Regions from separate parts of the Homo sapiens genome. Here all the other regions are linked to region 1. Evidence: chromatin loops called from intact Hi-C (ENCODE). Cell type or tissue: chondrocyte. All regions are shown on one strand.

Evidence for each region. A loop is a pair of places that touch in the nucleus more often than their neighbours do. Peaks named below come from ENCODE experiments on the same cell type or tissue, not always from the same donor. Only the 100,000 strongest peaks of a DNase experiment are listed, where the experiment ranks them.
Region 2: a loop joins it to region 1, with 4 times the contacts of the local background. A loop is called at or near these places in 7 of 110 quality-filtered maps.
Region 3: it touches region 1 in a loop (4-fold over the local background); 10 of 110 quality-filtered maps call a loop at or near these places.

The regions. Positions count from the first base shown.
Region 1 is chr3:120,555,499-120,563,498 of GRCh38, forward strand. No RefSeq gene overlaps it. Among named protein-coding and RNA genes, the nearest start is that of NDUFB4, 37 kb to the right of the region's middle. In chondrocyte, CTCF peaks have their summits at 3,592 (motif pointing left), 3,837, 5,919 (motif pointing right) and 6,171; a DNase peak (open chromatin) is centred at 3,559.
Region 2 is chr3:121,526,321-121,534,320 of GRCh38, forward strand. It overlaps POLQ (DNA polymerase theta), which reads right to left. Exons shown (of 30, transcript NM_199420.4): 6 at 6,670-6,889; 7 at 3,325-3,472. Among named protein-coding and RNA genes, the nearest start is that of POLQ, 16 kb to the right of the region's middle. In chondrocyte, CTCF peaks have their summits at 3,187 (motif pointing left) and 3,391; no DNase peak of the experiment used is centred here.
Region 3 is chr3:121,147,773-121,155,772 of GRCh38, forward strand. It overlaps STXBP5L (syntaxin binding protein 5L), which reads left to right. Exons shown (of 27, transcript NM_001308330.2): 8 at 4,705-4,788. Among named protein-coding and RNA genes, the nearest start is that of MIR5682, 100 kb to the left of the region's middle. In chondrocyte, a CTCF peak has its summit at 5,001 (motif pointing left); no DNase peak of the experiment used is centred here.

The DNA of each region.
Region 1 (8,000 bases):
GAGTGACCCTGCTTACAACAACTTGGAATTCTTTACCTTCTCCACCACATCTGGGAAAGTAAGGACTTGGGATATAGGATAATGAAGAGAGGGCAGGGTAATAATGGGGCAAAGGACTTAAACTGGAGCCATATCTGATTATTTGGTCAATTGTCCTTGCCTCTAGATTATCACTGAGTGTTCCCTTTCTGTAGTCCCTGACTGAAGTCACAGTCATTAATGATGGTAGAAATCCAGGGAGATGAAGCAAGATTACACTGAGGCTTGGTGCCAAGTGTCTACAAGTGTCAGAGACCCCACCCAGGCCTTGGACTTGGCCTTATGGGTACATTCTCCAGGACCGCCCCCACCTCACCCTGCCAGAAAGTGCTCCTCCCCTGGAACCCGCCCCCACCCAGATGACCTTCGCAGCCTTCCTCAGGTGCTCCTGGCTGCTCTCTGCTCCTGCACCACCTCTCTCTGTCAACTTAAACCCATAGTAGCCCCTCCCACTAACTCTCCTCTACTCCCCCAGCTAAGACAGCAGGTCTGCCTTTTTAAACTCAGATCAGGCTACTGGGTGTGAGGTCCATGAGGCCATGGCCTTGTGTCTTTTGGTGCTTGTGAGCTTATCTTGGGCCTGGAAAATCATGCTGAGGAGGAAGATATTCCTGCTGCTGCCACCATGGAAAACAGTGCTGTGTTCCAGGAGCTGGGGAATAGTGTGGCAAGCAGATGACCCTTGTACAGCAGAACATTGATGACCTTCTGGAAGAGACCCAGAGATAAGGAGGGAACAGCTTGTGCGGAAAAGGGAGTCCTAGAAGCCAGTCCAAATATTGCAGATGGAATTCTTGTGAGTGAGGGCTTTCTACAAAACCGTTTGCCAAGACAGCTCACATGTTTGCAAGGCAAACATCTAGGCACAAGCTTACAAAATGAAACAGGCAGCTCAATGGCAGGCCCTGGCATGTTGTCGGTGGGAGGCGGACAAGTGAGGACCATGGGCCTTTCACCTGTCCATTTCTCTCTAGCTGCTATGGGGGGCCTCTAATGCTGTATGAGTTCTTTGACTTTCCAATCTATTTAATAGAAGAGAACCTGGGAAGTTAGCTCATCCAAGTCATGCCTCTGTCTCTACACTGGATGTTACCTGCAGCATGTGATAACAAGACAGTTCTGTTCTTTCAATAAATGCCTCTAGAGGAAAGTGCCCACCTATTCTCTGTGACCCATTCTAGGGTTTAATCGCTGTGAAATCTTGAACAATAGGCCTCACATTGACCTTAAGATGCCCCCTCGGTAGTTTACTTTTATTCCATTTCCTATTGATTACAGGTGGGGAATAGCCACTGACCAAGGTTTTCACTTGAAAGGATGCTTTTAAATACTTGACCATAACAGGCCCCCTTAACCTACACTTATTTAGACCTAATAACTTTAGAAACATTTTATACACTTATTTACTTGATAATCTTTTCCAACTATTCTATAATCTCTGCTAGTGACCACAGCTGCTCTCCCCCCGACAGAGCTCCCCTCTCCTTTCTAGGCACCCCATCTCTTCCCTACCTAAGAAATTTTTCCATCTTCAATGCACCAACATTTGAGCAGCTGTATAAGCACAAAATACTTAATTTGGGAACAGTGTCTGTGGGAAGGAATGCTTTGTTAGTTTCCAAAGTAATGCAAAGCTTAATTTTAGAAAGTAATTTAACTTTTTTTTTTTTTTTTTTTTTGGTTCTGGAAGTCACAGAGATTATGGATTGCACTGCAGAGGCAGCCTGCCTCCTGATGATGCTAGCACTTTGTAGCACTGGGTTTTTCTGCAGCAGTTTCATTTTTGTTCTCATTCAGAGACACAGTGGGTCAGTTCAATAAAAACATTTACTCCCTGAGGTCAGGGCCTATGTCTTGTACAGCCTGTCTGTATGGCCAGGGCCTGACAAGGACAAGTAAGTGGGAAGTATTCTTAAATGTTGAATAGCATTGCATTGCCTATCTGCCTCCCACTCCCTACCTTGGTCTTAAACTTGGTCCAATCAGGTTCTGGAACTAGGAAAGAACAGCTATCAAGTATTGGGCAGGACAGGGACAGGCGGGATCGGATCATACCACTGCTACATTCCATGGCTCCAGGAGAAAGTTATGGTGACAAGATTGAAGAGTATCATGTCCTACCAGATCTGATATCAGTCTCTTCCTCTCAGGGACACACAGGACTAGGAGCTGAAACATAATAGGAATTGGGATAGGAATCTGAACCAATAGAGCCAGATAGATTTGGAGACAGGGACCATGAAATGCAGAAATTAGGGGGGTACATCACCACCACCATAGTAGCAATATTTAGGGCTGGAACTGAGATAGGCTCTTGATAAGTAGCACTGCCCCAGAGCCCTCTGTGGGCTCCAGGTGAAGCACCTTCTATCATTTGCTGGGGTGCCTTTTGACTGTCATGGCATGCTCTAGTGCCTTAACACCACGATTGGTGACATTCCCAATTCCCCAGAAATAAAATTTAAACTCTATTTTCCAAGGGTACACACACACACACACACACACACACACACACACAGTCTCTCTCACTCTCTCTTCCAACTGTGTTATAAGCAAAAGTCAGTTTGAGAGGAAGACAGTGATGAAGTCCCCAAGAGAAAATCACTGTGAGTAAAGATACTGTGGCAGAGTGGACCAGACTCAACCAGAGCACCTGAATCTTGGAGGACAAGAGGTTCCAGGCAGAGCGTGAGGCTGTCTCTGTAGTTCTCACCTGAAGTCCCTCAACCCCAAATCCTAAGAGTTCCAGTATGTTCTGGAAACGAGGGGGGTGGTCTCAATTAGAAAACAAAAATCAAAACGAAACAAAAACATGTAAACAGAGGTACGGTCATTCTGGAGTTGGTATCTTCTCTAAAAGACCTGGAAGACCCGTCCTGCTGGCCAGGGAGGAGCTGACCATTGGAGGTCAGGGGTTTGGGGGAGGTGGGCAAGAGCGGCGGCAGCCAAGGGGAAGAGGCAGCTGTAGGGTGGCACGGCAGCCCACTCCGAGAACAGAGACGGGGAAAAGGAAAGACATGACTGCACAGCCAAATGTGGCAGAGTTAGCCACTTTTGCAGTATGTTTTAAATTTTATTCAAAGTGTTATATTCTGCCAGATCTTGAAATATTTCAGAGCTCAGCCTGTGGGTGGGTTCAGCTCCATATATTTTTCATTAACATCTACTAGTAGGCCTAGGATAGTACAGAGAGAAAAGAAAGAACCACGCCAGAAACACAGATAACGAAAAAAAACCAGGCTGACAAAAAGATACATAGGGAAAGATACAGGGAGATGCTGAGAAAAGCCGTTTTCTAGGTGCGGAGGAACACAGAGTTCTAGGAAGCAATTTAGTCAAGAGATTCAGGAAAGCCTATTAAGACGGTGTCCTGCGAGACGCTAGTTGCTACCCCAGGTTAGAGATCAGGCGGTCCTGGATTAAGCCTCCCCGAACTGAAAACCGAACAGAAACCGCAAAGCTGCATTGTTTTGTTTGTCCCTTGGTTGGGCTCCGGGCAACCAGCGCGCTGGGGTTCTGACACACTGCCTGAGCGCCCCCTGCTGGCCACTGTGCAGAACTTCACCGTCTGGGCCCAAGGTGAAATCGAATTACGTAATTTCTCGAGCTTTGCACACCCCATTTTTACATTTTTATTTATTTTTTATTTATTTTTGTATTTTCCCAAGCTCCTGGCTTCACTGAAGCCTACTGTCTAATGCCAGCGCTTGAATGCTCTGACTGCCAAGGTCCTAAGGCCCAGTGAGGGCAGTCCTGAGAGACCCAGCCTAATGAGAGTGCACGCAGGGGCTTGGCTGAACATTTATGAAACACGTGCCACATACAAAGTGCTGCGGAAAGGCCCAAAGGGATTTCATTTGGCTTTTCGTCTTCTTGCCTCAAAAGGGAGGCTAGAATTAAACTGCCCTTCTGGGGCCGGGGTGAGAGCCCTTCCCCGCCCAGTTCTGACCTTCGGAGCAGCCTTCCAAAATAAATCCCCAGAAGAGCCTCTCAGGGCACCAGCTGGCGCGCCTCCCTCTTTCCTTTCGTTATCTCTCTCCCTATTCATCTTCTCTTTCTTCTCTGCTTGGAGAGGAGAAATTGCAATGTGCAAAGCCCCTGGGGCGAGAGGGAGAGAAATACAAGTCTCCCCAAATGCCAAGCCTATGTTACTGCTAAGAATAGCCTTTATCTCTGGGAGGAAGCGCAGGAGACCTGGTTCCTGTTTCTCTCTCCCTCTCCCTCCCTCCTTTCTCCCTCTCTTCTCCCTCCCCCTCACACCAGATGAAGGTTGATTATAAAGAGGGCAGTGAGCCTGTCTTTCCTAAAGTGACTGAGACTTGAGTCACAAAGGCTAGAGAGGGGATGTGGGAGGAGAGAATGAGAGTCCAGAGGCAGGGTGGGAGGGAAGGGAGAAGGCAAGAGCAGCATGGGGGAAACAGGAAGAACAGGACACGGGAGTCTGCAGCCAACTGATTGACAGGGGTGGTGGGACCCTCAAGGAGCGTCCCTGAGGTCAGCAGTGGGGGCAACTGGGGCTTTAGGCACGCCCCCCCCCCCCCCCATTCTGGCAGGACACAGGCATCACCTTGAGGGATGGGGACAGGTTTCCAGACCTCTGGCTAGTATATGGGCTCACAGTAAGCAACTCTCATCTCCTCAGAGATTAGAAACCCAAATTATGTCTCTAAAAATCAGGTTCTTTCAGGCTGGGAGTGGTGGCTCACTCCTGTAATCCCAGCACTGTGGGAGGCCGAGGCGGGCAGATGGCTTAAGTTCAGGAGTTCGAGACCAGCCTGGGCAAAATGCAAAAACCCCATCTCCACAAAAAAAAAAAAAAAAAAAAAAAAAAGCAAAAATTAGACAGGCATGGCGACTTGCGTCTGTGGTCCCAGCTACTCAGAAAGCTGAGGTGGGAGGATTGCTTGAGCCTGGATGGCGGAGGTTGCAGTGAGCTGAGATCGTGCCACCGCACTCCAGCCTGGGCAACAGAGTGAGACCTTAAAGGTCAGAGGCACAGGGTGAGAACATCAGAAAGGATTCTCTTTCCTTTGTAATGAAGAATTAAACAGATGTTACAGTTAACTGCCTTGCAGGAGTGACCCTCAGGGAAATGGGGTCACATGCTTTAGTATCTTCATTACCTGCTGGGCCCCCGCCCATTGTTTCTTTCTTTTGTCCACCTTCCCTCCCAGCTTGCCCTCTTTCCTCTTTTCACGAGTGCAGCTTTTTGCCCACACCGTCAGTGATGTTCCCCAGCTCTGGGCTCTGGCTTCCTCCCCTACTCACCTTTCCTGTTGCTCCTGGATCTGCTTTTCCGGTCAGAGTGCTTTTGTGGAAGGAAGGGGAAGAGGATGTTGGCATATCTGCTTGGGGATCCAAATGTCTGATGCCTTGCAGATTTCTAACAGGACTAAGAGATATCTCATAGAGTTTGAGGAGAGTCAGGCTCTAGGTCTTTCTTGACTCAACATCAATCTGCAAAGCACTGCTGAAAAATTACTAGACATCTGACAGCCCGTAAGTTGTATTATCTCCTATCTTGAATAGCCCTTGTCCACTTCTACCATAGAAAAGTATTTTAGTGACTCATGAGTCAATAGGAGCAGAGGGGCCTTGGCAGGCACTGCATAAATACATATTATGGTTATTTATCACGAATGAAGATGGCTCATAAATAACTGAAACGGGCCCAGTTCTGCTTCTGTTGAATAAAAGGAAAAAAACCCACAAACATCAAAGGATAAAAAATAAAAAGGGAACGCTCTGCAGAAGATGACATTACTTTGTGTTCTATAGCTGAATAAATTGTAGCAATTGCTAAAATGCTCCTGGAGAATGATTTTAGAAGAGACCTGCTCAGCGGCCCCGAGTTGTGGGTCTGGGCTGCTTGTGACCAGCAGAGGGCAGACTTCAGTTATAAACGGAAGACTGTAGAACAGATAGTGGGGAAATGTAATTGATGGTTCAAGGTTGTAAACTGCTTATTCCATGGTGTAAATACTCACTTTGGGCCTATGCATACCCCCAGAGATCATAGTCCAAGATTCTTGATAGGTTACAAGTGACTAGATTTCAAGGAACCAGCTCTTTGTAATACATATTTATTTGTTTGTAAGGTTAAAATCTGGGCAGAAAGGGCTGGTTTTGCACAAACCTCCCTCTGGGTGCCACAAACTGCTATTTAATGTGCAGTCACCGAAGTGACTTGTCGCTGTCCTGGGCCTGACACAGCTACTCACAGCCGCATATAGTTTGGAGTAGGAGTGTTCGAGCTTTGTATCTGACTTGGAAAAGCAGGTGCTGTGTCATGCACTTGGTGAAAAAGCCCCTACTGTTGGTCATTCCTCTTTGTTTAATGAATATAGAGAAATCTGCTCCCGAGGAAACAGAGAGATAGGAATGAAGATTACTGGAAATGTTTCGTTAAGATATGGGTCAGCATAGCAACTTGACTCCTAGGTATATATCCAAGATAATTGAAAACACATGTCCACACAAAAACCTGTACACAAATATTCCTACCATTATTAACCATAGCCAAAAAGTGGAAACAACCCAAGTGTCCATTAACTGATGAATGGCTAAACAACATGTGGTTCATCCATATAATGGAATATTATTCAGTCTTAAAAATGAATGAAGTATTGATACATTACAACATAGATAAACCTTGAAAACTTCATGCTAATTGAAAGATGCCAGTCACTGAAGAGCCATATTGTATTACTCTAATTACATGAAATGTCTAGAATAGGCAAATTCATAAAAAGCAAATAAAAAATAAAATAGGCAAATAAAAAACCAGATTAGTGATTGATTGGGGCTGGGGAAGGGAGAGATGGGACTGACTACCAATGAGCATGTTATTTCTTTTGGGGATGATGAAAATGTTCTGAAATTCGATAGTGGTGATGGTTGCACATCTCTGTGACCATAATGAAAGCCACTGAATTCTACACTTTTAAAAGGTAAATTTTAAGTATGTGAATTATATCTCAATAAAACTGTTATTAAGAAAAGATTTGGGGCTGGGCACAGTGGACCATGCCTGTCATCCCAGCTTTGGGAGATCGAGGTGGGAGGATCACTTGAGCCCAGGAGTTCCAGAACATAGTGAGACCCCATCTCTATTGAAAAAAAAAGGCCGGGTGGGGTGGCTCACTCCTGTAATCCCAGCACTTTGGGAGGCCGAGGCGGGTGGATCACGAGGTCAGGAGATAGAGACCATCCTGGCTAACATGGTGAAACCCCGTCTCTACTAAAAAATACAAAAAATTAGCCGGGCGTGGTGGCGGGCGCCTGTAATCCCAGCTACTCGGGAGGCTGAGGCAGGAGAATGGCGTGAACCCAGGAGGCAGAGCTTGCAGTGAGCCGAGATCGTGCCACTGCACTCCAGCCTGGGTGACAGAGCAAGACTCTGTCTCAAAAAACAAAAAAAAAAAAAAAAAAAAAAAGATTTGGACCAAAACAGGCATTAACAGACACTACAGAAGGAAACTCAGAGCAGGAAACAAGGTGAATATAAAGAGAACATTTGACTTCTGGGACAGCCAGCCCTACCCCCTCCCAAAAAAACACTTTGGATGAGAACAGAGTAGGTTTAGTTCAGGTTAAAGACAGAGGCAGCCAAATTCAGTGTAGGAAGCAAAGAGAATTATCTACAAAGCTGTACTGACCTTGCATCTTCTCCAGCTGACCCACCTGTAAAGAGTTTACACCTCTCTGATCATGCTGGCCTTGGTAATATGGGTGCTGGTTCACTCAAGGCAAGAAGACCACATTTGAGCTGATGTCATGGTGACAGAAGGTGCACAGGGAAATAAGGGAGAATCACACTCTTCAAACCACAGTAACAAGAAAGGCTTCCCAAGCTCTCAGGAGGTGGCAAGGAAGGTGATAATAGTTAAGTCACCAGCTCAGCTACCAGGGAACTTCACGGTTACACTTGAGTTCCAAGTATATTACCAGTGACACCCAAG
Region 2 (8,000 bases), 970 kb after region 1:
GACTGGCAACCAGTGTTTATCTATTCCCTCTAAGGCTTGAGTATTAGCTGTTTTATAGACATGAGTAGTCCTGATCATAAACCCAACTGCATTTGCACAAAACAAGAGTTAGCCTATCCCTTCCTGCCTTAAATCCTGGTGCTTTCTTCTCTTTCTTACTAATAAATGGGTTCTTTGTGGCAATTTTTTTTTCTCAGAATAGGGCACTTTCATCTGCATTAAAAATCTGTTCAGGCAGATATCCTTTCTCCTCAATAATTTTCTTAATGGTATCTTGGAACTCATCTGCAGCCTCTTGGTCTTGCATCTCCTGTTATCTTGACATTTTTTCAAATTCATACAAATCACCAAAAAATTTTCCAATATATTATGTATTGAAAAAAATCCACATATAAACCTCTTTCTAAAATTATCCAACCATCTTTTGCTGGCATTAAATTCTCCAGCTTTAGATCCTTTTGCTTTAAGTTGCCATATGGACTTCATTTTTTCTCAAATCGTAGTAGAGTCTATAGGTATGTATTTCTTCTGTGTGTGTGCGTGTGTGTCTCTGTATGTGTGTGTGTGTGTGCGCGCGCGCACGCACGTGCATCTGTGGCGACAGGATCTCACTCTGCCACCCAGACTGAGCTGAGCACAGTGGCACGATCATGGCTGACTGCACCCTTTACCTCCCAGGCTCAAACGATCCTCCCACCTCAGCCTCCCAAGTAGCTGGAACTATAGGCACACATCACCACACCTGGATATTTTTTTTTGAGATGGAGTCTCGCTCCATCGCCCAGGGTGGAGTGCGGTGGCACGATCTCGGCTCACTGCAACCTCTGCCTCCCAGGTTCAAGCAATTCTCCTGCCTCAGCCTCCCAAGTGGCTGGGACTACAGGTATGCCCCACCACGCCTGGCTAATTTTTATATTTTTTAGTAGAGACAGGGTTTCACCATGTTGTCCAGGCTGGTCTCAAACTCCTGACCTCAGGTGATCCGCCCACCTCATCCTCCCAAAGTGCTGGGATTACAGGTGTGAACCACCATGCCCGGCCTAATTTTTTAACTTTTGTAGAGATAAGGTCTCACTATGTTGCCTATGCTGGTCTCGAACTCCTGGACACAAGTGATCCTCCTGCCTTGGCCTTCCAAAGTGCTGGAATTATTGACATAAGCCACCTCACCCAGCAGGTATGCCTTTCATATAGTGATCCTGCAGCCACATAAAACTGCATTTTCAAAATCAGATGAAGAAGTATTTCATAAAATGTGCAAAGCTGCAGCAATAGCTTCACAAATTTCCTTCTTTTTTTACAGTAGTACTTAAGCTCGATGCATTTATCTTAAAATAGTAAATGCAGCTGCAGACCTCAACTTATGGTACATAGCAAGCAATTCAATTTTTTCTTAGAATGCCACTACTTTTCTCTGCTTCTTCGGAACACTTCCAGCATCACTAGTGGCACCTCAAATTGGTCCCATGGTATTATTCAAGGTTTACAGTACTGCACTAAATATGATGAAAAGTACATAAGAAACATGATAAATTACTTTTTACTGCAATATGAAATTTATGAGACACAAACTGCTCATATGAAGGTGATAAGCGTCATATTTTAAGTGCATACTTACAACACGTGAGCTTACTGCAACAGCAGCAGGAGGTGGCTATAAAATTATTACAGTAGTAGTACAGTATATACCAGTTAATTTTATGCAGTTATGATTTAACACTGCCTCTTTACATTTGTTTACATTTTTCTTCTGTGAATGGGGCTATGTATGGTCTGTGTCTGTGTGCCTAAGTTTTGATAAATATTTATTTATTTATTCGAGAGAGGGTCTCACTCTGTCACCTAGGTTAGAGTAAAGTGGCGTGATCTCGGCTCACTGCAGCCTCCACCTCCCAGGTTCAAGTGATTCTCCTGCCTTATCCTCCCATGTAGGTAGGATTACAGGTACCCGACATCACATCCAGCTAATTTTTGTATTTAGGAGAGATGGGGTTTCACTATGTTGGCTGGGCTGGAAATTTTAATTTTTTTTTTTTTTTTGAGATGGAGTTTCGCTCTTGTTGCCCAAGCTGGAGTGCAATGGCATGATCTCAGCTCACTGCAACCTCTGCCTCCCGGGTTCAAGTGATTCTCCCACCTCAGCCTCCCGAGTAGCTGGGATTACAGGCGTGCACCACCACACCCAGCTAATTTTTTGTATTTAGTACAAACGGGGTTTCACTATGTTAGCCAGGCTGGTCTCGAACTCCTGACCTCAGGTGATCCACCCTCCTCAGCCTCCCAAAGTGCTGGGATTACAGGCATGAGCCACCACGCCTGGCAGAAATTTTAATTCTTAATAAAAGATTTGGGCCGGGCACAGTGGCTCATGCCTGTAATCCCAGCATTTTGGGAGGCCAAGGCAGGCGGATCACTTCAGATCAGGAGTTCAAGACCATCTTGGCTAACATGGTGAAACCTCATCTCTACACAAATACAAAAATTAGCCGGGCATGATGGCGGGTGCTTGTAATCCCAGCTACTGGGGAGGCTAAGATGGAAGAATCACTTGAACCCAGGAGGCAGAGGTTGCAGTGAGCCGAGATCATGCCATTGTATTCCAGCCTAAGCGACCGTGCGAGACTCTGTCTCAAAAAATAATAATAAATAAATAATAGATTTGTGTATATTTTAAGGTAGTATGTGATAAAATAGACTAGTATCTACATATGTTTTAGGCTACATGACATACCTTTTTCTTTTTGTTTTTTAATGTTTTCATGTTTCTAGGCTACATAGCTTGTCAGTTTTTTCAAATTAACACAAATCACCAAAACATTTTCTAATATATTATGTATTGAAAAAAAATCCACATATAAATGAACGCACGCAATTCAAACCCATGTCATTCAAGGGTCAACTTATACATATGTATGTATGTGTGTATGATTCTTTTCAGAGTTACACATTCCTTTGGAAATATAAAGAAAGATATGGTTACTTTCCCCAAAGAAATGTCTACATGTGAAGTTTTGCATCCAATTTAGGGGCTCCAAAGATCAAACTCTTAAAGCCCATGGATCCCTGATAAAGAACTATAGTATATACCCAGTATTCTAAAAATCTAAAGCTGATTAGTCTAAGCATGTGTGTGTATACATAGTCTATACTAGGGACGGAATATTATTAGAATCGCAAAAGCACAGTTTGGTAAAAAGGATACCACCTAGTGGGCAGGCAGTGACAATGATGAACAAAAGCCATGTTTTTGCTAATATAATCACTACCATTACTTTCAAGCAAATGTACTAAGCATGAAGGCTTTCCTTTCCATCCATAACTCACCCTCAGCTTGATGATGTAGATTATAAAACTCTCGAGCAATGATATCTGCCAGCTTCTCACACCATTTCTTTGATGGACAAAAAAGTAATACTGAATGGTTATCACAAATCGTCTCATAACATAAACTAACAACATGGTCCTCATCTCCCTAAAACAGAAAGATAAATAACCACTTTAGTGGTCCTTTCAAAAGATTCTCACATCAGTTTAAAAGCACTCATTTTCCTTTCTGGGGAAGCTTTTTCTTCTTTAAGGCATAATGAAAATCAGTTACAAAGTCAATAACAAAAGAAAGGAAAAAAAGAAGAAAAAATAAACTCCTAATGATGAAAGGTGAAAGAAATACTTACTATTCATTCAACTAATATTTACTGAGCTCCAACCCTCAGGCAATGGGAATACAATATTGAGTAAAAAGAAAGTCAAGATCCTAATAGTCAAGGGGTTTATAGTCTCACCAAGAGACACATTAAAATACAGATATCCTCAACTTAAAATGATTGGACTTTATGATTTTTTTTTATTTTACAGTGGTGCAAAAGCAGTATGCACTCAATAGAAACCATACTTTGGGTGCCCATACAACTCTTCTATTTTTCACTCTCAGCACAGTATTCGTTAAATTATAAGATATTAAACACTTTATTATAAAACAGGCTTTGTGCTAAATGATTTTGCCCAACTATAGGCTGATGTAAATGTTCTGAGAACATTTAAGGTAGGCTAGGCTAAGCTATGATATTCAGTAGGTTAAATGTATTAAAGGCATTTTCAACTTACAATGAGTTTATCAGGATATAACCCTATCATAAGTCGAAGAGCATGTGTACTAAATAAATAAATATAAAATACAACAATAATATATACCATTAAAAGAGAGTTTTACGGTGTTTTGAGGCCTCATATTTGACAGAAAGATCTGAAAGAAAAATTGTCCTGAGAAAACAATTTAGCTGAGATGTGAAGGTGGGGAAACATTATCTCAAAGAAAGGCAACACATTTCAAATGAACAAAAGGGCACATGTGAATCCACTGTGGTGGCCCTGCAAGTTCTCCATACTGGAAGTATGTCAATGTATGTATTAAAAACTGGATTAATGCATCCATCTATTCACTCATTAAACAAATATTTACTATTTGTCAAATATTGTTCTAGGTACTGGGGATGGAGCTGCGAACAAAGCAGAAAAAAAGCTCTACCCTCATAATGTTTCTACTCCAGTAGGAAGAGATAGATAATTACAAATATGAGGTAAGTAAAATACATAAGGGACAGGGCGCAGTGGCTCACTCCTGTAATCCCAGCACTTTGGGAGGCCGAGGCCTGAGGTCAGGAGCTCGAGACCAGCCTGACCAACATGGAGAAGCTCCGCCTCTAGTAAAAATACAAAATTAGTTGGGCATGGTGGCGCATGTCTGTAATCCCAGCTACTCGGGAGGCTGAGGCAAAAGAATCACTTGAACCCGGGAGGCGGAGGTTGCGGTGAGCTGAGATCGCGCCATTGCACTCCAGCCTGGGCAACAAGAGCAAAACTCCATCTCAAAAATAATAATAATAATAATATGTTTGGTTTTGAAAAGTGCTAAGGGAAAAGAAATAGAGACCATGTAAGGGAGAACACTATAATTTAGACAAGTTGGCCAGGGAAGGTCTAAGATGGTGACATTTGAGTAAAAAAGTCCAAAGGTGAAAGAGTAAACCACACTGATGGCCCTAAGGGGAAAGTATTCTAGAAAAAGAGAACCTGAGGCCAGAAACTCTTGTTGTATTAAAAAACAGCAGAGGCCAGTGTGAAGGAAGTGAGAGGGAACATAGTAGATAGAGTCAGAGCACTAAGAGGGGTGGGGGATGTAGATCATGTAGGACCTTATAGACTACTAAGAAGACACTGGCTTTTATTCTAAATGAAACAGAAAGCCACTGCAAGTTTCTGAGAAGAAGGGTAACATGATCTGATGTTCATTTTAAATAGATCACTAGCTCCTGTAAGCACAGACTGAAAGGGACAAGGTCAGAAGCAGAGAGAACAATTAGGAAATATTTCAATAATCCAGGTAAGAAATATAAGTGGTTCAAAAGGGTGGAGGCACAGACATGGTAAAAGAAGAAAAAAATTAACAGGAGAGCAAATGAATGTGTTCACACATAAATGTATTGAAGTAACCAAGGCATAGCCAGGCGAAATATGGGGCACAGAGCAAAGCAAGCAAGATTCCATACCAAGTATGCAGAAACTACAAATGCATACCTAGGTAGTTAGTGAAACACATGAATTTCCAATTCTATTTCCAATTCTAAAATGACCCTTAGCTGTTTTAGTACTCAGAGGCACAACTCTGCACAAAAACAGCAGATGCCTCACTCCACCAATGTACATGAGTCAGTTCTTTAACCTCAGGATTAAAGTGTATTTGGGAGTATGGGAGGGTACTTATTTATCAAGTAACTTTCTAGATGCCAGATAATTTTTAAAAATCATATTTAATTCTTACAATATTCAAGATAGGGATTATAATATCCTATTTAACAGGTGAAGATATGAGGTTCAGATAGGTTTTGTGATTCAACTACTATCTCAGCCATATCAAGTATCTCTATTAAGTATCAGAGGTAGATCTATCAGACTACAAAAATAATATTTTCACTCTACTATATATTATACCTACCATTTAACAAAAAAGTTAATCTTGCACACTAGCAGTTAGTGTAAACTAAACCATAAGAAAATCTTTTCCCAGTAAAAAGAAAACGCTACAAGATCAGTTATTTTTTTTAAATGTTTATATTATATATCAGGAAACAACTATTTATTTAAATTAAAGGTACAACTACATTTCCTCTCTCACCATCACCGCTAATATTTTTTTTGGTGGGGGATGGAGTCTTACTCTGTTGCCCAGGCTGGAGTGCAGTGGCATGATCTCGGCTCACTGCAGCCTCTGCCTCCCATGTTCAAGCAATTCTCCTGCCTCAGCCTCCCATGTTCAAGCAATTCTCCTGCCTCAGCCTCCCGAGTAGCTGGGATTACAGGCGCCCACCACCACACCCAGCTAATTTTTGTATTTTTAGTAGCGACAGGGTTTCACATGTTGGCCATGATGGTCTCTAACTCTTGACCTCAAGTGATCCACCCGCCTTGGCCTCCCAACATGTTGGGATTACAGACGTCAGCCACCACACCCAGCTCACCACCAATTCTTTAAGAGGAAACCAGTTAGCTTAATATTAATCCTAATGTATATGTAACTCCCAATTACATCATTCAGAATTTGTTAGCAATTTGCTAGAAAATGAAATCAAACACACAGATAAAAATAGTAGTGATGTACATATATTGATTTACCTTCACTTGTAGCATGGGCTCAAATTCCCTCACAAGTTTCATTGAAGAGTCATATATGGAATTTCCAACTTTTACTGACTCCAAAAGCGGTACAGGGCGAAAGTCGGTATGGTAGAGTTCAGCATTCAACCAGGAAGCCACAAGCTCCAAATTAGGAAGGGTAGCACTCATGCCAACGATTTGCACAGCATTAGACAGAGAACTGGCTAGATCTGCCTGACTGTAAAAAAACAAATGAAAAGAACATTAAAAGATATATAATACATTAATAATTAGTGTTGCTAACAATATTCTTGGTTATGCCCTTTGGTACACACATGCATACATTTCTTTAGGATATATACCTAAGAATAAAATTACTGAGCCACAGATTACTGAGTCACAGAAGATCTTCAATTTTAGTAGATAATCCCACATTGTTTTCCAAAGTAACACCTCCACAATCTGTGTTTTCTATTGTTCCATAATCTTGTCACCACTTGGTATTGTCAATCTTTTTAATGTTGGCAGTTATAGACAGTACGTGGTAGTATTTCTTTTTTTTTAGACAGGGTCTTGCTCTGTCACCCAGGCTGGAGTGCAATGGACCTGTCTCGGCTCACTGCAACCTCCGCCTCCCAGGTTCAAGTGATTCTCCTGCCTTAGCCTCCCAAGTAGCTGGGACTATAGGTGTGTACCACCACACCTGGCTAATTTTTGTATGTTTAGCAGAGACAGGGTTTCACTGTGTTGGCCAGGCTGGTCTCGAACTCCCGACCTTGTGATTTACCCACCTCGGCCTCCCGAAGTGCTGGGATTACAGGTGTGAGCCACTGTGCCCAGCCAGTATTTCTTTGAAGAAGTAATTTACAGTTCCCTGATAACCAATGAGACTACTGAGCATCACTTCATGTGTATGAACCATGTGGATACCCTTTTTTTTTTTTTTTTTTGAGACGGAGTCTTGCTCTGTTGCCCACTCACTGCAAGCTCCGTCTCCTGGGTTCCTGCCATTCTCCTGCCTCAGCCTCCCGAGTAGCTGGGACTACAGGCGCCCACCACCACGCCTGGCTAATTTTTTGTATTTTTAGTAGAGACGGGTTTTCACCATGTTAGCCAGGATGGTCTCGATCTCCTGACCTCGTGATCCACCCACCTCAGCCTCCCAAAGTGTTGGAATTACAGGCGTGAGCCACCACGCCCAGCCGATACTGTTTCAAAAGCCTGTTTTTTTGTCCATTGATATAGTGGGTTGTGTTTTTCTTATTCATTTGTAGAATTTTTAAATGTCTGGATAGTGAATTTCCTCTTTCATTTTTTGCTCTGTTTTTATTAGTTTATCAAGCTTTCTG
Region 3 (8,000 bases), 590 kb after region 1:
ATCAATCAGCTGAAGGCCTGAATAGAACAAAAAGGCTAACCCTTTTTCAAGTAAGAGAGAATTCTTCCTGCCTGACTGCTTTTGAACTGAGACATCAGCTTTTTCCTGCCTTTGGACTCTAACTGAAACATCGGCTCTTCCTGGTTCTTGAGCCTGCTGACCTTCAGACTGGAACTATACCATTGGTTCTCCTGGTTCTCAGGTCTTCAGACTCAGACTGGCACACCATCAGCTCTCCTGGATCTCCTGCTTGCCAGCTCACCCTGCAGATCTTGGGACTTGTCAGCCTTCATAATCACGTGAGCCAATTCCTCATAATAAATATCTTTTTCTATACATAGAAAAACATCTCTTGGTTCTAATTTTTCGGAGAACCTTAATTCAAAAGATGAGAGCGGAAATTAAAAGAATAGAAAACAAAAATTTAGTACATTAACAAAACAGTTATTTGAAAATACTAACAAAATTGATGCATCTCTGGCAAGTCTGATCAAGAATGAAAGAGAAGGCACAAAAAATCACAACCAATTTATGCTCCCCCTAGTAGTACAGTTGGTTTAACTTTTCAGAATCAGTCAATGCAATTCACAGAAATAAGGAGAAAAATATATGGCAATAAAAATAGCTAATAAGCAGCATTTAATAAAATTTACCTTCTCTTCATTATAAAAATCTCTTGGTACACTAGGGAAAGAAAGGAATTTCATTAATATGAACTTTGTTAATTTTCCCAAAGCTATGAAAACATCCTCCTTAATGATGAATTAATATTTTTCCTCCTGAAATGATAAATGAGACAAAGATGGCTATGATTTATTCCTTTAATTTAACATTGTACAGCTATTCACAATATTGGTCATTAGATGAGAAGGAAATGGAACTCATATACATTTTGTGAAAATGAAAACATGAAGTGGTTGGTATAACCACTTTGGAAAACTGCTTGGCAGTATCTATTAAAGTTAAACATACTAATATCCTATGGATCAATATACATTTAACAGAAATGCATATATGTATTTACCAAAAGATATGTACAAGGTTGTTCATGGCAGTATTATTACATCAACTGTAAAATGAATAAATTAATTTGTGGTAGTGCCATAGCCAAACAATGAAATGCTATTTTAATAATGAAATTAAATTAACTAATGCTACAAATATAATAGAAATAGAAGCAAGAAAGAGAGCAATATGTATTGTATAATTCTACCTGTCTAATTCGAAACAGGTAACAGTAGCCTATGGTGTTAGAAGTCAGGATAGTGGTTATTTTTAGAGAGGAGAGTGGGAATATTAACTAGGTAAGAGTACGAAATAGGCTTCTGTGAATGGCTTGTATTGTTTTTCTTGTATTACTTGTCTTCTATTGTGTTTTTTAACGTGGATTGTAGTTTCATGGGTATGTTTACTTCATCATAATTCATTAAATATACATCTATAATCTGTGTACATTATATATATTTCAACAAAAATATTTATTTTAAAATTAAACACCTATTCCTAATAAAAGAAATGTATAACATATAAATCAATTTATACTTCTTTAAATCTCTCTCTCTCTCTTTCTATGCCCTCTCCCTCCCTCCCCAGAATTCAGGATCTTATTTAATGGGGAAACACTAGAGGCATAGCCACCAAAGTCAGGAAGAAGGCAAGGATGCTTAGCCTCTCTACTATTTTTAATACTCTAGGATGATTTTTAGCAAAGCAGTTAGATAAATACAAACAATTAGAGACATAAAAATTAGAAAAAAATAAAGTAGTCTCTATTTTAGATTATATGATAATATATCTGGAATGGCAAAGAGAATCAACCTTAAAATGAATACAAACAAAATAATTTAGAAAGGTGTATACTAAAATCTAACTATAGAATTAATACCCTATTAGAAAAGGTAATGAAGAGAAGAACCCATATAAAATAGCAATAAGAAAGTTAAAATAACTAGGTATAAAATTAACAAGAAAATCAATATGTGGAAAACTTTCAAACTTCCTAAAAGATATAAACATATACTCGAATAAATAAAAGGTGGTATCCTTTGCTCTTGAATAAGGTGGCTCATTATTTTTAATTCTGCTTTCTGAGATTTACTTTTTTCTTTACTTTTCAAAGTCAAATGCTTATATCATTAAAACATTTTCAGTTTTTCTTCTCTACGTACATATTTACAAAACCATAAAATTTCCTCTTAAGATTCATCTGTGTCTTGTGAGGCATTTTTGTTCAGTTCTGTTTTATATATTTCATTATGATTTCTTCTTTGCTTATTAATTACCTACAGATATATTTTTTAGTTTTCAAAATATTTTTGTCATGACTTCTAATTTTATTTTACTGTGGTTAGAATATAATATCTACAATTTTGATTTTTTGGTATTTAACAATTAATTTGTTATTCACCAAATACCTATTTTTTTCAGACACTAGTGTAGGTTCTAATGATATCATGGTGAAGAAGTAACCCTACTTCTTTGCCTTTATGGTACTTGCTTCTATTGTGAGAGACATTTTCTGTTTAAAAAATATGTATATATAATTTGTGGTTTGGGCATTGTTCCTGTTTTGGTGTGGTCAAATATTGCAGAGTGCTCTTATTTTTGTCTTGGTTCCTCATGGTCACAGAGTGGCCTTGTCTAATGTCTCCTGGATGTCAGGGGGATTCTTTTCTCTTTTCTAATTCTCTAACTGATTCTAATATCATGTTTTCTAAATCATAATCTTGTATACTTATCTCAACAGTTTATGGTGTTTTTGAGGTTCAGTATGTTATATTTTGTGATTTACTGGGGCTATTGCTAGCAATGTTTTATAAGCAAATCAACTTTTATCTTTCAGATATTTACTTTAATAAAATATAATAGTGTTTTAGGATATTATTTTATTAAATCTTGGGGCTCAAATTTAGAAAGATTATATTATTCATTTTATTGCTTAAGTTATATTTTCTAAACTTTTTAGGCTAATGAATCTCCTTGCCAATATCTCCTTGCCAAGAGTCTCATACACTCAATAAAGTTGGTTTTATTGGCTGGGCATGGTGACTCATGCCTGTAATCCTAGCACTTTGGGAGGCCAAGAGGGGCAGATCACTTGAGGTCAGGAGTTCGAAACCAGCCTGGCCAACGTGGTGAAACCCCATCTCTACTAAAAATACAAAAATTAGCCAGGTGTGGTGGCAGATGCCTGTAATCCCAGCTATTCAGGAGGCTGAGGCACAGAATCTCTTGAACCCAGGAGGCGGAGGTTGCAGTGAGCAGAGATTGTGCCACTGCACTCCACCCTGGGTGGCAGAGTAAGACTCTGTCCTCTGTCTCAAAAAAAAAAAGAAAGAAAAGAAATTGGTTTCATCGTTCATCATTTTCTCTTGTATGTAAAAAAAATCAATTTGAAGTTAAAACATATCTTAGTACACTTAGTACAGTCATATCAATTTTATTTTAAGAAATATTACTCAAATATGTATTTAGTTTTGACATTTTCACTTAGCAAGTCATATATGCCATTTACTTCAAGTTAACATGTAAAAAGCTCAATTTTTTGTCATTTTTAACATTTATTGTGTGTGGTTTAATAACCAAGCATTTTTGTTATAGCTTCAAAAATAAATGTATATTGCTTTAATGAACTGATATTTGAAACCTTTTGTGTTTTTACTGCGAAAACTACTAGCTGGTTTACTTTTGTTATTTTTTGTGTCTCATTGTAAGATGTCGAGATAAGTGATAAGGTCTCAGGATGCTCTGCAGGCTTAGGTTATCACCACCACTATATTTTCTGTTCTTACCAATGGTTTTTTGAAGTTATTGATACATCTTTATCCAGTGTATAAGAATTTTCATCAGAGGAATACTACTAATGTATTTGAAGAAAATCATCTTAAGGCAAATCTGTCAGAAATATATCATTATTTTAACATTGGCTATTTTTATCCTTCCTCTTATTTTTTTTCCCTAACCAATGATAGGTTAAATTTTCTGTCATTGGTAACAAAAAAATAGGAAGGATACAAATAATAATTGTGAATCATTTAACAGCAAAAGTTATCAGTATGGCTAGCATTGTTTAGCTTAATGACTGAGTCTTAAAGATGATCATATTATAATCATGATATGTTCTAAAATTCTTCTATTTTAAAGAAATATTTTATTAATCATCTTATTTATTGATTTAAAAATAAATATTAATCTTTTTAATGACGTGAATCTCTAGAATAACTTTATAATCTTCAGAGGGTTCATAAAACATCAGTTTAAAATATTGAATTCGGTCAAAGAGAAAATAGGATTTGGTAGAAGAAATTTGAAGCCAAATTTGAAGCCACATTTCTCAAGTGCATAGGACTGAATGGCATATACATAGTTCATTAATCTTATCCCATTTCATGTTTTATTTCATCTTCGTTTTCTATCCCATTTTTCTTTTCTTCCAATTTTCATACTTATTTTATATCATGTCATATATATTTATATTCTTCCTTATTTCCTCTTTGAAATTAGGTGATTTATTGGTAAGTGTTCATATTGAAGCAGAGTTTGCCATTTTTTAAATGTAGAAAACCTATATTCAAGTTCTAGAAAAATTTATTCTAAATAAGGATGTTATGTGGTATGATTTTACTTTATTAACATTAAACTTTATTTGAAGCAAGTTAAAATTAATGTTAGAATTAAGAAAATGATTGTTCTAATGTTTTCCAGCTGCTAATAGGTTATGAAAATGGTACTGTAGTATTCTGGGACTTGAAATCTAAAAGAGCAGAACTGAGAGTTTATTATGATGAGGTAAGTGATTTCTACCGACATGTTTGAAAGAGTATTGTGACGTTATGCCTGTTTACTACTTTTAAGCTTTGCACTTTACCAGTATGTTTAGCCTTGGAAAGTTGCCTGATTCTGACCCAGTGCTTCACACTGTCTTTTAGTATTTGTGTAAGTTCCATCTCTAGATTTTTCTTTTAAGAGGAAATTCTGCCTTGACTGCCTATTTCGGGGCCCTCTTGTGGCATCTTATATACTTTGCATTTGTTAATAGATCCTGCCTTGTCAATCTTATATACTTGGGTGCCTGTCACCTGTACTATATCCCCAACTTTGTCTCAACTGCTTTTCCTTTCTGTAGGCTCCATGCTACGTTGTGCCTCATTGTCCTTAAGGTCTCTAAAGACACTATTCACACCTTCCTTAGAAAATTCCTTTTCAGTGGCAAGAAGTTCAAGTCAGTTTGAAAGGTCTTGTCTTCTAATACTTGCCTTCTTAGAATAAAGAAAAATTTTGTAAATAGTAATACTTATTAAGTGACCAGATATTAATAAGTGACACTTATTAAATGACCAGATCTTGAAGTAAGTTTTATTGTATGTAATTGAGACTTGATTAAGTTTGTATTTAGGGGAAGCAACAAACTCCTATTCATCAAGGAATAATCTCCCAGTTGACACTTCAGTTGTTCAAATATTAATTCCGGGCCATTAATTATTTTTCCATTCAGAAGAGGCTAATAAGAAGACCGTAAAACTGGGGGCAACAGATTAAAAGGGAAATTACCTTTTGTACCTGTGGAAACAAAGGTGATCATCTGTGCTATTAATTCAATTTGAAAATGGTGGGAGTAGGAAGAGATAGGAGGAAAATATATGTCAAAAATTTATGTCCAGTAAAACCTAATCTTATATAGGAAAAGTGCCAAATAATTTAAAGCAGCACTGAAATAATTAGAAAATGAAACACACACACATTTATTTTAGAACACTTCCTTATTTTATCATTGGAGGGATAAAAAAAGTCTCCAGATGAACCTGTAGTCACCCTAGAATACTTTACATGTTCTCTCCCATCCCCCTCATAACAGTTAATTTTTTAAGTTTCGGTGCTTAAAGATATAAGCCTTCACCTATTTCATAAGCTGCACAATTCGTTATCAGTCATTCTCATAGTGGTAAAAAAATGTTTAGAAATAAAATAAAATGGCAGCTGGGTAATTTTTTCACAATTGGTGAAAAATAATCTGATAAGTAATATCATGCAGTTATGTTCTTTATAATCAAATTCTTCAGCATCTTGAATCATAAGAAAAGAAGGTCTTAGGGAGCTAAGCTAGGAGTTTCCTTTTGTTATACAAATCATAAAGATGGGGATGGATAGTGCTCCTTCTCTTCCCTCTCTCAACACTAGCAGCTAAATAAGAATACAAACACCATGGGAATATTTAGCCAGTTGGAATTAGAATAACCAGCTCAAAAGAAAACCCAGAGGAAAATGCTGAATCATCTAGCTTTCCTATGGCCTTAAAAAGTATGGAAGAAACGTTTTGAGCCTTAAAAAGAGAGTAAAATTTCAGTGAAATTTTAAAATAAGGATTTGCAGCTGCCTTAGTACAAATATATGTAATTTATACCTAGAAGTTATTGACATCTGATATATGTATGTAAATATATCATCTTTATCTACTTTAATGTGTCATTATATGCTCTATTGTTTTAACAGAGATAGTTAAATACTTCATTTCACTACCAAACTTTTCAGCCTCTCCTCAGCACTTTACCTCTCATATCTAGAAAGCATGCTTAATACTTACCTGAAATGTTTTTTCTTAAGTCACCAATAAGCTCTTCATTACTACACACAGTGACCTCTTCCAAGCCTTTAAATTCCTCACTAAACCTGTGGCTTTACCTCAGTTTCTCCTCCTTAAAATAATTTATTCACTTGTCTGTGTCTTTCCACCTCATTTATCATGCACCTTTTTCCATAACTGATTTTTCCCTTAGCTCTCCTTTACGTTATTGATATTCTTCAGGATATTATGTCTTTACCCTCATTTCTTCTCTCTCTAATTTATACTTTCTAGTGTTTATATTATCTCTTATTTCAAATATTACCTTTATGCTAAAAAAAGAACATCCATATATCTGTAGCCTTTACCTCCCTCTTGAACTCTAGATCTAAATATCTAACAATATATTAGATAAATCCAGCAAAATATCCCATTGGCACTGAATTTGTATTTAAATATCTAAACCTCCTTCTATGTTTTCTTCTGGTTTTTAAGTCTTGTTTAGTTAATTCAGTTTAGACCCCTCAAAGTAATATTTGTCTCTTCCATCATCGTGTTGTATATGCAATCAATTTCTGCAGGCTTTCTGATTCTGATTTTATATTGTCTCATTTATTTCCTCTTTTCTAATTCCCACTTCCAATGTCCTAGTTTAAGTTGTTATCTTTTGCCTGGATGACTATAAGAGCATTTTAACTAATCACAACCACTTTTCCTTTGATGTCTTACCTCTTCAATATATCCTTCATTAACAAGATTATCATTTTAAAACAGATTATGGAATTCTCTACAACAGAACCTTTGAATAGCTCTCAATTGTCGACAATACACAGTCCATATTGCTTGACTTGAGATTTAAGGTCCTAGTGCTATCATTCCTCTTTAGTTAAATTTACAACATCCTTCTACACATTCCCCACATTTCAGACATATTACTCACTATCTTCCATATATAACACTTATTGCTTATCTCTGAGCCTTTGCTCCTTCTAACTTCTCATCATGAACTGCCTTCTTTCCTCTTCTGTATATCAAAATTCTGTTAGGTCTTTAGCCCCTGTAAAACTATTTAGACAATTTAACTAGCCTCTTCATAAATAGCCATTGATGAATGGATATTGTTATCCAGTTTTTTGGATTTCCTTCTTCTTTCATGTGTTCAAGAAACTCAGTCTCAGCCACTGAGTTGATAAAACTAGCTAGTATTTTATGTTTAAAATTCTGTTTTCTATCTCTTAAAATTCTTTTTGGATTAGTTGTATTATATTTGTTTTTTTCAGTAAGCCCTCTGAGCCCCCCTCCCTTTTTTTGAGAAAAGAGAGGGGTAGAATCTAATAAATAGAAATTGAATATTTATCCATCAAGTTAGATCAAATGCTAGCTACTCAGTAATGCACTATATGAGACCCTGATCTCTAATAACAAGTTGGTTTTACATGCT